2 separate regions of the Homo sapiens genome follow, and region 1 is linked to region 2. Evidence: read pairs that join two places in POLR2A ChIA-PET (ENCODE). Cell type or tissue: Caco-2. All regions are shown on one strand. Each heading gives the region's core, and the rest is flanking DNA. Links, peaks and the distances in the headings are about the cores only. Region 1 has its middle 91 kb from the start of MIR622. Region 2 has its middle 24 kb from the start of MIR622.

Region 1 (5,389 bases), core at 209-5,208, 67 kb after region 2:
ATTAAAATTGAATTGTATGTGTTTTCATGATGCTTAATATCTAAATAAGTTTTTTTGAATGTTTTTATACATGGGGATCATGATTAGAATGGGAAAGCCCAAGTTTGGAGCTGCTATGAGATATTGTAATAATTTAAAATAGAGAAAGAACAAATTGTTAGTTTAATTCTCTATTTGTATTAACAACGTAGTAACATCAAATTTATCTAGAAGTTATACTATAAAGTGCAGCTCTGGGTTATGAAATAAAACCAAGATAAGACTGCAAAAACCAAGACATGAATGTAATAAAAAAGGAGGAAAAAGTGAAAAAGTAAGAACTCTGAACAAAGTAAATGACTGACAGAATGTCAGCTTTAATACCATTCATGTTGAACTCTATGAAACGTTCTTGTATTTGTAGAGGACTAGATGCAATTTCAAAACACTTATTTATTAACCTATTACAGGTGAGTCACTGCAAACTAAGAGGGAAATAAAGGCTATTGGAGGCTATTTAGACAAAAATGACAAAAACATAAGAAAAAAAAGATTTAACAGTGAAAACAGAAAATCAGAAAGTAGACCAAGAGTTCTACTATTGAAAAACGAATATACCAATGTTACTTTCTATCTCATAATCCCTCACTTATTAGATGTATACATGTGTACATATTTGTTAGTATACTTAGCTCTCTCTATATATCTATGCTAACTTTTTGAACTTTGCATTCAAAATAATGAATGGTTATACCCCCGCACCCAGATCTTGGGTTCTAATAGCATTTTCCAATAAAAGGAATCTAGAGTCAACAGGAAAAAAAATGAGTGATTTTAGAGCTAAGACAGAGAAGCATGCAAGATGATCCTGCAGCATCCTGGAGTGCCAGAAAGGAAGAAAATGTTCAAAAAACAAACTCTAGAGGCATGTAAAAGTGACAAAGGTGTCAGTCTGAAGCAACTCCCAATGACCAAAACCTGGAACAATTTGAGAAACAAAATAATATGGCATTCAATTATGATCCAATGAATAAAATAAACATTTATGAGTCTATGCTTATACAAATAAATTATAAAATAAATGGGGCAGGATAGAAAAATTTCCAATGCAGAAAGTTTCCACTCCATTGAAGAAAAGCATTTTTCTTGCATCCTCAAGCATGACTGTACATAGTGACTTCCTATTAAGGAGTATGCTATGTAAAAGGGGATGAGAGAGAAAGTAACCTCATAGTGGAGAAACCTGACAAACATTCCCTAATGAGGGGGTCAAAGTTAACATCAACAGCGATAAAGCATGTTGATAGCATATACCCTAATATGACGTCCGGAGAAGGGCACTTTACCTCTGTGGACTTCCTCCTAAAAAAAACCATCACCACTATCTAACCATGAGAAAAACATCAAACAATTCCCAATCGAAGACATTCTACAATATACTTTACCAGAACTCCTGAAAATTGTCAAGGTCATCAAAAAATAAGAAAAATTTCAGGAACTATCTCAACAAAGAGGAATCTAAGGAGATGTGTAAATGTAATGTAGTAACCTAGATGGGATTTTGGAACAGAGGAAGAAATGAGGAGAAAAATGGGAAAATATAATGTATTGACTTTATTTAATAAAAATATATAAATATCAGTTCATTAATTGTGAGACATTAACCAAAAGAATGTTAAGAATAGGGGAACCTTGGTGTGGCAAATGTAGGAACTCTAAAATTATTGCAATACTCTTGTAAAACTAAAACTGTTCTTTGAAATTTCCTAAATGTTTAAATATTACATAAAATACAAGAAAAAAATGGTTAAAATTAATGAAATAAATTCTTATATTCCATTAGATAAAGAGCAAAGGCCACATTCTGCAAGTGTCTGTGGTGCTCATTATCATATAACACACACAATGCGAGTTAAAGAGATGTCTTGAAGAAAGTAATACCAGAATTAGAATGTCAGCTACACTAGGTAAGTCTCTTGGCTCATAAACAACAGAACATCGATTCAAGATACCTTAAGAAAAATGTCGAATGAATTGGATGGAATAATCAAACCACAGCAAGAACAAGAATGGACTGGCCTTAGGAATTTTTATAATCAGTCATTTGAATAGCATCTACACTTAATCTCTCACTTCTGTTGTTTTCAACATACAAACCTTACAATTTTAGTTAATCATTTTCTTTGACTGTTGTTGGTATGTTCCTGTACAAAGCAACAGAGCTCCAGAAAAAAAAAAAAGAACTTTTATTTGCAGGGCTGATTTGCCTGAAAGTTCAAAGCTTTTAGGCAAGAACTCTGATTGGCAAGTCTTGGGTAATAAGTCCAGCAGAGCCACTCACTGTGTCCAGAGTGGTGAACCTGTGTCTACACGTCAGTCTGTCACTGCAGCCGGGGAAGCAAAGTCATGAAAGGGCAAGCAGCTTCTATTCAGACAACATGACAATAGTGGAGGGAGAAAGACACAGAGGGACGGTTTTCCTAAGGAAGCTGGTGGCCGCACAGATAAACGGCTATAACAGGCAAAAACGTTTAACCAGAGAGCCAAAATAGGTAACATTTATACTAGGAATTTTGTATAATTTACTATATGTATTATTTTTCCCCAAATGCCAGAAAGTTCAGGGTAAAATTTGAAAATTACACTTGGCTTTCCTATAGGTTTTATATTTATGCTTCCTATTCAAAATGTTACCTGGTTGGTAATGCATAATAGCTAGAGTCTCCCTAGTCTGTACACTTTCCAATCTGTCTCTCAGACTTTTTTTAACCTGATTTTGTAAGCATTTAAGTTATTTTTTTAATAAGCCGTTTTGGCTGATTTTTAGAATTAGTAAATCTATGTTGAGATTCTCCAAGAAGCAGATACCAAGACACTATAAGATTGACAAGGGACCTGTGAAGGAAAATGCCTATGAAAGAAAGAGGGGAGGAAACAGGAATTGGAAGAAAGAGCCTTCAGACTGCAAGGCAAGACTGGCCTGTTACAGCACAGGGCAAGCAAGGAGGATTGCTTAGATGGTCTCATCACAGTTTTAAGAAAGTCCCTGTCCAGGCAGTGGGGACTACATAGCCAGTGTTGGCCTGTTAGCATAGATGAGCTCTAGGAACAGGACAGCACTAGCACCTCAAACACACCCAGGCACTGAGTGGGAATAATCTGGGGAAGTGGGATATCAGCAGAAATGGGGTCCTTGATCTCCAGGGACAGCAGCTGGAGCTGTCAGTCAACCACACTCCATCCCCCATGAGATCTGAGTAGCACATTTTTATAGCTGTCTCCAGGAGGGACAAGAATTATAAACAAGTAATATATGGACTCCAAATTTAATAATAATATCACTAAATGTCATCAAGCAAAGGGCAAAGGTAAATGTCAATGCATCCTTGCCTCAGAGGACCAGCTAGGAATCCTGCAGAGGGATGAGCAGAGGCAGAGGATGGTGCTTTCATAGGAACAGAGCTGAGACCTCAGTGGGGTTGGGCTCCAGCCTGGCCAACAGGTGGCAAAAGATTTAAGTCTGTGTTCCAGCTATTAAAGTGGGTTTCTAGCACCTGGGAACCTCAGAGAAAGCAAAAGTAAACAGTGACCCTCCCTGCTCTGGTTTGGAGAAGTCTCCTCTCACCCTGGAGGTAGCACTAGATAGCCAGTCACAGAGTCCCTGAGCTATTCACCTGGACACCCTCTTTTTGTTTCTCATGTGTGATCTTTTGCAAGGCTTAAACCATGGAATTGCAACAAATAGAAGAACGTATAATACTCTCACAACAGCCAATGTCAATCCAGAGCTTGATAGAAAGTGAGCCTCTGAGAGCTTCTGAATGGGCTCTGAGGATGGAGCATAGATGATATAATGAAGTACTGTTGGGCTCATGTTCATAGCTGATAATGCCCTCCCAGGGAACAGACCATCCATTTTCAACATCCCATTATCAAGCAGCAGGTTAGGTGATTTTTAAATGTGAGCTTCTTAATAGCCAGATTATGATATGCCTACAGGTTTGAGGAGTGGGAGGCAGGAGGCAGGAATGAATGATTAGACTAGTGCCAGCGAGAAGGACAAAGCTCCAATTCTTCTGTTCAGCGCTGGAGTCTACACAACAAAGAATGATAGCAGCAGGCAGTGTGCGCCTTGCAGGCATGTGTTGACATCCTAATAAAAAATAAAATTCTGATTTTCATTCTAGTTCTGCAAATCATCTTTTTATGGCCCTGTGTTTTTCAAAAAGGAGGGAAAATGCAGGAGAGGAGTGGGGGTGGGGGTGGTTTGTTTCTTTTGATACCTGAAGACAGAATGATACAACAGAGCCATTTCAGAAGGAGCAAATAAATATACAGTAGAGACAGCAGGTGGTATCACATCTGTCAAATTAACTTTGTCCAAATAAATATTTTCTCTACAATCCCCAGCTGTGTGGAAAAGTAGAAACCTACGAGAGTCTCCCCATGATGACATTTAAAAGAAAGATGTTATTGGTGGTGCCTTGAGATAAAGCAATAAGTTTATGGTTGAGTGTTAGGGAATTTTCCTTTGTTTTTTTTCTCCTTCATTTCTGCTACAGCATATGTTTTGATCTTTTTTTACTCTTTATTATTAAAATTCAATGATGGTAGTTACAGTATAATCAGGATCAATGATGGATAATTACCTCCCTTCTCTGCCTTCCTTGTTGTTATTTCTTAGAAGAGAACAGGGGCAGAGATGTCTTTAGAAAATCAAGTGATAAGATAAATTGCTAAACTAGGAGGAACATTAAAGCTTATATACACAAGCACCCTGTGTAATATCCTCAGAAGAACTTTGTAGATTGTCCACAGTGACAGCCAGGGCTAAATTAATATCTACATATTTCTTGGTTAGTGGGCTTCAGTCCTCTACCAAATACAGGTGTCTTGACATTTTCTGTTAATTTTTTTTATTTCCTTATTATTCTTTCCAGTAACTGCCTCTCTCCCCGAGTACTCTGACTTCTTGCAGTAGCCTGACCAACTTCCCCAGGGAGGCCTAGCTTAAAAGACAGTTATTAAAGAAAACTTTCCCTACTAAGTGTTAGTTAGTTTCTGAAAAATTACCTTAGCTACCTGTGCACATTGAAATGAAATTACCTCAATGATCTGGCACTTGTAATTTACATAAAACAATAGTCTTGGGTGTCTAGAAATAAAATGATAGCAGATGAAGACAGTTGTTTCAGTCTGAGAGAGAAATATTAAGAAATGTGTGTATATGGTAGGTGTAAAGCGGATTCAATGATGCTTTTCCGAGACACCTCTCCAGTCATACAAAACAGGTAGTTGCCTATTTGATCTAAGTCTAAAACCATCCATGATTAGGAAATTTAAAAAAAATACGAAATAGGAATTGAGATTCCCTAAAGTTGGGAAAATCATATTGGTCCAATATCCGGTT
Region 2 (5,389 bases), core at 125-5,124:
TTTCTTGTTCATGACCCTTTTTTCTCCTCTGACTGTATATTTTCAAATAGCCTATCTTGAAGCTTTGTAATTATTTTTTCTGCTTGATCAATTATGCTTTTGAGGCATTATGATGCATTTTTCAGTTTGTCAATTGAATTTTTCAGCTCCAGGATTTTTGTTTGATTTTTAAAAATTATTTCAATATCTTTGTGAAATTTCTCTGATAAAATTCTGCATGTCTTCTCTGGGTTGTCTTGAAGGTCATTGAGCTTCTTCACAAAGCTTTTGGAATTTTTTTTGTCTGAGAGATTTCATATCTTCATCACTCCACGACTGGTCACTGGTGACTTATTTACTCCATGTGATGAGGTCATAGTTTTCTGGATGTTCTTGATGCTCATAGACATTTGTTTATTTCTGGGCATAGAGAGATTTTATTTTATAAAATCTGGAAGTTATTTATTCCAGTTTTTGTAGTTTGGCCTTGTTTGTGCCTATCATTCTTGAGAGGAATCCAAGAATTCAAAGGGGATTGCGTTTTATTTCCTAGCCTGTGGTCACTTCAGCCATTCCAGTACTAGGTGATGCCCCAAGCCCACATATGCCGTGACTCTTGCAGCCCCCTAAATACATAGCCTTGGTGGACTTGGAGAAGATGAGGGAGAATTTCCTGGATTCCCCAAAAGTCCTTTGCTTTCTTTCCTTCCTTTCCCACAAGGAGTCTTTTTCTGTGCTGGAGTGCCTGGAATTGGAGGAAGGATAATATGAGCACTCTCATGGGCACAGCTGGCACTGTGCTGTGTTGCCCCTGAAGCCCATATCTTCTCAGACCAGCACAGCACTGGGGCTCCCCCAAGGCCCATGGCAACGACTGCCTGGCTGCCACTGATGTTTATTCAAGGACCAAGGCCATTCTCGTCAGCCGGTGTGAATTCTGCTGAAACTGTCTGTCCCACCAGGGCCAGTGGATTCCCTTCTGTTCTGGGATGTGTCTAGAAATAACATCTAGGAGCAAAGTCCTGGAACTGGGTGTTTCAGGAGTCTGCATAGTGTGTTATTTTGCTGTGGCTTAGCTGGTATCTGGCTATAAGACAAAGTTCTCTGTACTTTTGCCTTTTCTTCCCCTAAGTAGAAGGGGTCTCTCCCTGTGTTTCACTGCCTGGAGTTGAAAGAGGGGTGATGCGTGGACTTCCTTGACAGCTGCAGCTTGCATCTCACTGGGTTGCACCCTAAGGCCAAAGTCTCCAAGGTCTGAACAGCACCGGGGCCTGCTCAACAATTGCAATTGCTGTGGCCTAACTGCATCTCAAATTTATTCAGGACCCCAACCTACTTTAGTTAGCAGTGGTGAAGTGGGCTAGAACTTGGGTTCCCACCCTTGGGGTGGAGGATTGCCTTCTGGCCCAGGACTGATCTAAATGCTCTCTCAGTGGAACAGTGGAATTCTGCCCGACGTTGTGTTTTACTGTATCAGGGTGGCACTGAGTTCCAATGCAAGGTGCCACACTCACTTCACTCTCCCTGCCCCAAGCACACAGGTTCTCTCTCCCTGCTGCTCTGCCTGAGGCTGGGGAAGGGGTGTATAGGCAATGCAAGATTATCCTTCCTATCCTCTTCGACGCTTCTTTCCTTGTCATTATGTTATATGTGATTTCTATAAAGGTGCTTTCTGCGTGGATAGTTGTTCAATGTGTTACTTCTGTGGGGAGAACAATCACTAGAGGGTTCCATTTGGCCATCTCGCTCCGCCTCCTTGTGGTAACACTTTTATAAACTCATTTAACTGAACTGTAAGTGGTGTAGAAAGCATATTTCTAATTTTGCAAATTACCAGCTCTCCTTGCCAGCCAATGTCTAAGCTTTGGAAGACAGAACCACAGTGTCAGTAGCATTGTTGCTTTAAAATAAAAGACACTGTAATTTGGGGAATTTGAATGTCTTCATTTTCTTCAACTTAATTGGTATTGAATTTCATCTTTTAGTTATTTTATTTAATATATTCATCTGTAGGGCAGAATTAACTTCATAGCAAATAAATTTTATTTTATAAAACATTTGCTTATAAATAGAAATGTTAAAGAAACTACATATTATTTTTGATTTTAGTGCAATTTATTTTGAAAAGTATGAACCGGTGCCCAAAAGGAGAAGACTATGTAAACTCAGGAGTATTTTATTTTCTTGGTTTTGTGGTGGTAATACGTCAAAACATTTGTGTATATTTTTATCCTTAAGCTCACAAAGAGCACTAGATACAAAAATGGTAAAACCAGTCTGGGAAAGACAAAAACAAAAAAAGGAAATGGAGAGCTGACTCCTCTCCAACTTCTGCTCCATTAGTCATAATTTTTCATATAGTATTATCCATTAGGATACTTTTAATTTGAACTAATGCTTCCTGAGTCCGCTCTTACCATGATATTTTTCATTAATCATGCACTCATCAAAACACTTATATCTTTCCCATATTTTAAAATTAAATTAGTGATAGTGGAAATAGCTCTCCTTGAGAGGAGCATGTATGTGAGCTCAAATCCTGTTCAGCCCTCTCTTCCATCTCTCTGTAAATAAACATGTCCATACACTCATATTCTTGCTTTCTAATTTTGAACTTGTACAATGATAGCAATACTTGCTAGTGATCAGTTTCCCTTTCCTTCTGAGGTTAAAGCAGATATTACTGATGCATGGGGAGTCTTTCTCATTGAATAGAGATACAACCAAAGACTGTTTTTAATTATTCATCTGCAGCCCGAATAAATTGATAGGTGTTTGCAAGAAAGTTGAGATCTATTTTTCTTCCCTGAGCTAGTTACTCATCAGGGAATTTTGGGCTGAATGTTCAGATGTAAACTGGAATTAAAATGCTTATTTTTAAAGAATCTTTTATATTTTATAAGATGATGTATGAAAAATGTCTGATATTTTAAAGGTACTTATTAAAGGTAGAATGATTGTGCTCCAAGAGTTCGAAAATTGGTGAAGAAGAAACAGATATATAAACATATTTAAAACCTTTGTTGATATGCTCATTGTTTTTAGATGAATTTTAGAAAAATTATATTCCTTTACAGCAAATCTATTAAGGTTGGTCCCATCTAGGATTAAGTGTCATCAGTCTAGTCGTATCAAAGCTGGAATAAAACCATGTAGACATTAAAAGAAACACTCAGGAATTGCCTATTTTTGCAGTTTTTTCATGCAATCCAGGAGTGGTCCTGGGAACTTTAAATCTGGATCCTGTAGTTGTTTTCCAAAGGTCAGATGGGTTCACAAACATTTTGTTTCTCCAACTTTCCAGTTGTTATCTGTTATATCTGTCTGTCTCTGTTTCTCTCTCATATGCACTTATTCATATGCATAGATCTTTCAAAATAGTGTCAAGCCTAAATAAGAAAAACAAACACATTTTTAACTGCCTTATAACTCACAAGTTCACCTGAGTGCAATAGAGTTAGCATAGTCTCATTGTTATGCAGTGCCATGATAATTCTTCTCCTTCGGCTCCCCAACCTCCTTTTAAAACATGCTATTTCAGGTCTACCTGGAATAATAAATGGCTAATGCTAAACCATATATCTTTTACAACCTGCTACCTTAGCTACACTAAGAGCAGGTGGAAGCCTTGAAATTACTTCTTATAAGTACTTGATTACATTTTCAGCCAAGGGTCATTCTTCTCCCCAGGCTCTCTATGGGAAAGAGACATTCATTTTCTTCTTCCAGTTATAAGAGCTTTTCAAGAAGGAACAAGTGATCTGTGATTTTGATTACTGTAGAGAAAACTAGTCAAATAAGAACTTAGAAGAGACCATTGAATTTGTTAATTAGTAGGTCGTTGGTGAATTGAGCTCTCAAAGGCTGTAGTTTCAGCAAATTTGTAGGAGGAAAAATAACAAAGAGTAAGTTGAGACTGGAAGAAAAAGCACTGTAGGTAATAGTACTATTTTGATAATTTTGCCAGTGAACAAATAGAAAGATTAAGAATGGAGATTGGGGAAACACTGGTTTAAAGGACTATATTTCAAGTTATCAAAATGAGAATGTTTACTATCCCTGACTAATGAGCCATTGCTAGAGAAAACAAAAACAAAAAATACCCAAGAACCTGAATTTGTAGAAAATTATTTACAAGAGGCAATTTGTGTAGAAGCCAACTTCTTGTCTGGGATGGTTAGATCACTAATTTTTTTTTCTTTTATTGTTGGAGATTGCGTACAAAATATTTTGTATGTTGGTCTGATTTGTGGGATGGTCTTGGTCATGTGTCCAAACCATCATTGAACTACTACAGCTTGTTGGAATGTTCATCATACCTTTATCACTTCACTCTTAGGCTTGGAGGAAGGACTTCTTAAGCGTCTGTGACTGTATGGGGGCAGCCATGGCTTTAGAGGTGATGAGAACATGACAACTTCCATAGTTCTGGCAATGTTCTAAAGGCTAATACCTGAGTTTGTTAAAAGAACACCATGCGTTTCATAGAATGGAGACCTCATGGTTCACCACATCTCCACACTAACTGCATTCCACACACTAAGGATTCCCCAGGGAAAAGGCATAAAATAAAACTGGCAACTCAAGGGAACTTTCTTTCCTTATATCAAAGATGGTAGCAATGAATCAGGCAGCAAGCCTCCTCTCTCATCTCTTTTAGGTTTTCTTCTAGACTTAACTCTACAAAGCTTCATTCATGAATGAGGCCAACTGAACCAATCGCTCTTGCTTCTAAGCATTGCATAGTGATAGTGAGGGCTGGTATGAGGCAACACACTGATCATCAGTGAATGTGGGCTTCAGGATCAGCTCACCTCGGTTAGAATCTTGCTTTGTTTCTTACTGGGAGGGCACTGTCAAATCATATAACCTACAGAATGCTGAGTCTTCTCATCTGTAACATGGAGGGAATGGTAATATCTTTACCCTAGAGTTCTTGTGAAAAGTAAATGAGATAATTTCAGTGACTTAGCATAGTCAATGGCACAGAGTAAACAATCAATTAAAAACTGTTAATATTATTTGTCCTCTTATTTTGTTTTTTTTCTTCCTTTTCTCTTTATTAAAAATAAATTCATATACATTTTCCCAATGTTCAGCAAAGCATAGCTTCTGTTTGATCACTGACTAATGATGAGTTCCTGGCTCAGATCATATGAAAATCAAGCCCTGAAATCTTTGGGGAAATCTACAGAAAAGCAAGCCTGGCCAAGATTATTAATAACCAGATGAACGATAGAAAAACATACTTTATGTGTCTGTTTGTACTTTTGTTAGTTACGTTTCTAGAAATGGAAATTGCAAGAGTAACAATAAGAAAATATCAGCAGTATTATATGCTAACAGATGAGGTGCTTTTGTCTATATTTGTTTTCAAAACAAGACTATATGGGAAGAAAATCATTTCCTA

What was found. Peaks named below come from ENCODE experiments on the same cell type or tissue, not always from the same donor. Only the 100,000 strongest peaks of a DNase experiment are listed, where the experiment ranks them.
Region 1: POLR2A ChIA-PET joins it to region 2 with 5 read pairs; 2 of 35 experiments call an interaction of 5 or more read pairs at or near these places.

What each region holds. Positions count from the first base shown.
Region 1 is chr13:90,319,418-90,324,806 of GRCh38, forward strand. No RefSeq gene overlaps it. Among named protein-coding and RNA genes, the nearest start is that of MIR622, 91 kb to the left of the region's middle. In Caco-2, for the core only: no CTCF peak of the experiment used is centred there; a DNase peak (open chromatin) is centred at 2,344.
Region 2 is chr13:90,252,260-90,257,648 of GRCh38, forward strand. No RefSeq gene overlaps it. Among named protein-coding and RNA genes, the nearest start is that of MIR622, 24 kb to the left of the region's middle. In Caco-2, for the core only: no CTCF peak of the experiment used is centred there; no DNase peak of the experiment used is centred there.